2 separate regions of the Mus musculus genome follow, and region 2 is linked to region 1. Evidence: chromatin loops called from intact Hi-C (ENCODE). Cell type or tissue: gastrocnemius. All regions are shown on one strand.

Region 1 (2,500 bases):
TTTAGTTTCTTACCTGGCTGTCCCGGTACTCTCTTTGTAGACCAGGCCGGCCTAGAACTCATAGAGATCTGCCTCCCAAGTGCTGGGATTAGAGGCATGAGCCACTACTGCCCAGCCCTTGGCTTGGAGCCTTAAGGAAAGCCTTATACTAAAGGATTTTTTTGGTGATAGCATTTGTCAGAAAAACATGTTCCATAACACATATGATGTGTCAGATCCCATGGAGCTGGAATTACATGTGTGCTGAACAACAACAAATGAGCTCCTTTTGAATGTTTTAATCACTTTCAATTTCCTTTACTGTTTTTTAAATGTTCATATACATATCCTCGATTATACATTAATATGTATGTTTGAGTTTTCCAGAGAAACAGACCCAGTCAGATGTGTTTGTGTATAGAAAGACAAAGACACATTTCATTTAAGGAATTAGCTCACTTGATTCTGGAAGCCACATCTAGAAGTAGTTTGAAATTTAGAGAGCTGGGAAGATGGGCTAGAGACCTGAAAAGAAGTATATACATAAAGGAGAGGAAAAAAATAAAGTATCCTTATTTTCAGATGATGTGTTTCTTTACATAAAGACCCTAAAAACTCCACCAGAAAACTAAAGCTATAAATTCATTCAGCAAAGTAGTGGGATACAAAGTTAACAGAAATAAATCAGTAGCCTTCTTATACACAACAGGAAACGCGGATTCCTATATCAATAGATGAGTTGGTATGTAAGTACATTTGGTCTTGTAGTTGTAATTGCAGTCAGAAACTTCTTAAGTATGTGGTACCCCACTTTCTAATAGCCATGTCTTCTATAGAAACTGAATAGGTAACCTGAATGGAATTGTGTCGGCGTCCTTCCTATACTTGAACCAACCTTCTCTTTCATTCAAGAGGTTCTCTGGATTTACGAAATGGTACAAATCTGGATGGATACCAGTTGAACAGCCATGATATTTTATGATTCATGCTAGGCTTTTGATCATTTGACCTAAATTACTTCATTTATGTAGATGAAATAAGAATGTAGTAGATATCCCATCTAGTTCATTTATAGGGGCACTATGATCAACTAGCCAAAACTATAGGTTTCTGTGAGTTGGTACTTAAGTTTACCCTTCTTGTCTTTGATGGTAAAATGTCTTCACATTGCCCATTATTCTAGCACCCACTTCCCCTTTATTAGGCTTCCCAATTAAGTGGTAGCAATTACCACTGTAAGTTTTGGCTTATAGAAGAAAGTGATCAGAGAGCTGGAGGAGGTTAGGGGTCCTCTTACACATCTGTTTCTCATTGGCTTTGTGTTCCCAGTATTGATGAATGAATAGATTGTAGACTAAAAACCTTGAGCATTGTCATCTCCCTAAGCGTTTAGATTCCTTCCTATGTAGTAGTAGATCGATGCAGCTCTGACATTTTTTTAAAAGGACTTTTATGTATGAGTGCTCTATCTGCTTGTACACCTGCTTGCCAGAAGAGGGCAGCAGATCCCGTTACAGATGGTTGTGAGCCACCATGCAGTTGCTGGGATTGAACTCAAGGACTCTGGAAGAGCAGTGCACTTAACTGCTGAGTCATCTCTCCAGCTTCACAGCTATGGCATTTTAACCTCAGTTAGTACAGGTTATGTTTTCATTCATGTCTCAGCTAGGAACTAAACAAACAGAGTGCCTTCTTAACCCTTCACCTACAAATCCTCTGCTTATTGCATCCACATCAATAAAATTGTCCTGAGCCATTAATATCTATTCTCATAGTTATCCCTGTATTTTGGTCTACATTAGAAAAATCATATAGTTCTTTTAGAGGCTGTATATTTCACCTTTAGAAGTCTTCTGATTCTTGAATCTGTATAGTGCTAGGAGCAAAGGGCTGTGGTAGAAATGAATCAAGTCTCTTCAAGCTACCTCCATGGAGGCCACTTTAGTTTCTTTTTTTTAAGGAAAAGCTGTATTATTCTTAGATAAAAATGTAGTGGCTGCTTCTATGGGCAAAGAATTGAGCATTTAGGCACTCCCAATTTCCTCAAGCTTTTACTCGATGAGACCAGTTCCATTCTCCAGAATCATGTTCCCGCCAGTGTCATGCTTTCTAAGCAGGTACCACATGGAGATGGGCATTCAATTTGCACTGTAATTTTTGTGCTCATGAGATGAGAGTCCAAGTTTACTTTGCAGCAGTATCAAGCCTGTGGCTGTAGGAAGTAAAGGTATCTTTCTGGGCAAATATAGGAACTTCAGGTCATCTGTATTATCACTCATCTGGATACTCAAATCTGAGCTCATCCTTATCATTGTCCATTTTATACAGCAAAATTAGGATCAGCTACCAAATCCATTCTACACATTTTGACAAAAATAGCCACATAGATGCTTGCCAGAACATTGTATGATTCAGGATCTGAATTCCACATCACCCCCAGGCTCTCTTGAGTGTTCTCATTACTTCTTGAAATTGCATCTTTAACTCTAATCAGAATCAAAATCACTTCAGAAAACTCATC
Region 2 (2,500 bases), 200 kb after region 1:
GTGAGTGGTGAGTTTGAGGACAGTCTAAGCTGCATTAGCCTGAGCTCTATCATAAGATTACCTCCTATTTCAAACAAACAAAAAAACAACAAGAAGAAACATAAGCTGGGGATCCAACTGAGTGATAGAATGCTTGCTTAGAATACACTAGGCCCCGAATTCAATCTACATTACTCCCTGATGGGACATAAAAATATAGTGCTACCTGCTGTCTAGGGTTGTTATGAGGAATAAAGGAAAATTGAGGACTATAATGGTACCTGGCCTAGTGAACTGCCCATATGAGGTGCTGAAGACATGGAACCTATTATTTCTTTTGCTTGGCTGCTCCTTCTGTTCCTCCGCTTTGTTTCTCCTCTCTCTCTCTCTCTCTCTCTCTCTCTCTCTCAGAATTGTGGTAGGGAAGAGGCACTGGAAGGAGGCTGTGGTTGTCTGTGACTTCCTGGGTTTCCATTAAAATGAACTAGAGACAGACTTTAAGGCAAGGACAAGGAAATGCTGGAAAGATGGTGGCTTCTATTCTACGGACCCAGTTCTTCGGGGATGTTAGCCAATGCTTAGCTGAGAGGCGGTCTCAGGGGGTTGAGAACTCTATTCTTAGAGAGCTGGGAGACTCAGAAAGCCTTCCTGTTGCCAATCCGTGATCATTTCATCTTTACCTAGTTTCCTCTCACCTCCTATTGCTAGAAAATTCACCCAGCTCTTCTTTCCTCTTAAGCTTCATCCCTAAAAAGACACTGTGACCCCTCTGTCTTTGCTAGTGTCACATGTTGCCATGGAGAACTGGGAGGGTTAAAAAAATCCATTTACTGTTACCATCTTACTGGCACTCCCCATTCTGCTTCCCTTTCTCCCTAGAAATCTCTTACTCCCAATCACCACACCCTTCCCAACCTCCCTTGGAGTGCTTAAGTCTGGGTGGATAGTTGACCAAGTAGTGTGCCTGAAAACCCCTGCTGGGGACTAAGGATGCACCGAAAAGGCTTTCAGTCATACCTGCAGCTGCAGGAGGCCAACTGAGACGGCCGCCAGGGGCGAGACTGGCTCCTGGCTCCTAGGGCCCGCCCCACCCCCTCCTCTGTCCCTCCGCCTCTTCTGCCCCACCCATCTCTACCCCCTCCTACTCCACTCCCCTCTAGCGGCCACTTGTCCCTTTTAAGGAACTCCACCCTAGGTGGAGTCCTCATAGTCGCACCTCTCTTCTGGGCCTAGTCTGACACAGAAAGAGCTATGTACTCCATCTGCTCAGATTGCCTGGGGAGAGCACCAGGCTTTGACCCGCGGGTGCGGTATACCAGTGGGGCGGCCAGGTACCACCGAGAAGTCTCTCAGGCGCGGTCCTGCGGGAGTGCCTCCCACTCGCGTTGGAGTCCCTGCCCTGGGCCGGTGTTTTCCTATATGTTTCGACCAATCGTTGGCGTCTTTTCCTCCTTTCTTTTTAGGAAGGCGCCGGGTGTGCAGCACTAACCGCTGCGAGGAGGGGATCCTCTGGCGCTGTCTCCTTGTGGGTCTTCACTGACTCCCCCTCTCTCTCTCTCAACTTTGCGTTCAAGTCGTGATCTAAGGTTTGGGTGCTTTGCTGGGACCCCGCCCGTGCTCTCTAGGCGAGGGTTTGAGGAGTTCTGAGGTGGGTGGAGAATGGGCTTGGCCGGAACTGAATCGGTTGAGGTAAAAGGGGAACGCAGGAGCTTCAGCGCTGGCCACTTCGCCCCGGAGAAGCCGCTGTATTTTTAGCACAGGGAAGGCTGCAGTGGGAGGATTCTTTTTAGGAAGTCGGCTCCACCGCCCCGATTCGGGGCTTGGATGCTTGAAAGCTTTGTTTCCCTTGTTCTGAGGGTGGCCCAGCTGGGTCTAAATCGACTCCCTCCCTTTTTCGTTTTCCCTATCCTTTTCCAGCCTGGAGAAAACAGGGAGGTGGGGGACCAAGGAAGAGAAGGCTAAAGCGTGTTACCAGGCGCGCTGTCAGACATGGGCGGGTGCAAGGGGAACAGCTGCCTTGAGATCAGCTCTGGAGTATGAGTCTCTGAGAGGACTGCGTGAGCTCCGGACACTTCAGGAGTCGGCAGCGGCTGGAGGCATAGGCGGTAAGTGACTTGGGAAAGGACCACTCTTTCAGTCTTCAGTCAGGGTTCTAATCCCCGCACCCCGCGTGCCAACCGCACACACCCACTTGGCTTTGGGTTTTAGCAGTGAAGTGGGATGGGGGAGACGAGTAAGCGGAAGGGGGTAAGAACATTATGTGGAATCAAATTCAACTCAATGGAAAAAGACTTCCCTTAAGGATCGCGGAGACTAAGAGGAAGGGTACTTCAGGGGGGGCTTGTGGAAGAATTGAAAAGGGACACGAATGGATAGGTATGTCTAGTTCAGTCTGTCCTGTCTAGGTGCTCTCAACCCTCCTTAAGTGGTACGGTTTGTTTTAACCCTGTACATGCAAAGTCTCTGTGCGAGAGAAGAGGATTTGGAGGAGCACTGAACCCACTTACGTCACCCCCTCCCT

What was found. A loop is a pair of places that touch in the nucleus more often than their neighbours do. Peaks named below come from ENCODE experiments on the same cell type or tissue, not always from the same donor. Only the 100,000 strongest peaks of a DNase experiment are listed, where the experiment ranks them.
Region 2: a loop joins it to region 1, with 8 times the contacts of the local background. A loop is called at or near these places in 17 of 42 quality-filtered maps.

Annotation. Positions count from the first base shown.
Region 1 is chrX:153,154,018-153,156,517 of GRCm38, forward strand. All of the region lies in intron 6 of Rragb (Ras-related GTP binding B), which reads left to right. Among named protein-coding and RNA genes, the nearest start is that of Rragb, 15 kb to the left of the region's middle. In gastrocnemius, a CTCF peak has its summit at 1,467 (motif pointing right); a DNase peak (open chromatin) is centred at 1,495.
Region 2 is chrX:153,358,400-153,360,899 of GRCm38, forward strand. Klf8 (Kruppel-like factor 8) reads left to right here and starts at 1,214. Exons shown (of 8, transcript NM_001357183.1): 1 at 1,214-1,310; 2 at 1,443-1,565; 3 at 1,897-2,084. In gastrocnemius, no CTCF peak of the experiment used is centred here; DNase peaks (open chromatin) are centred at 1,091, 1,307, 1,648 and 1,996; H3K4me3 peaks cover 1,628 bases; H3K27ac peaks cover 1,063 bases.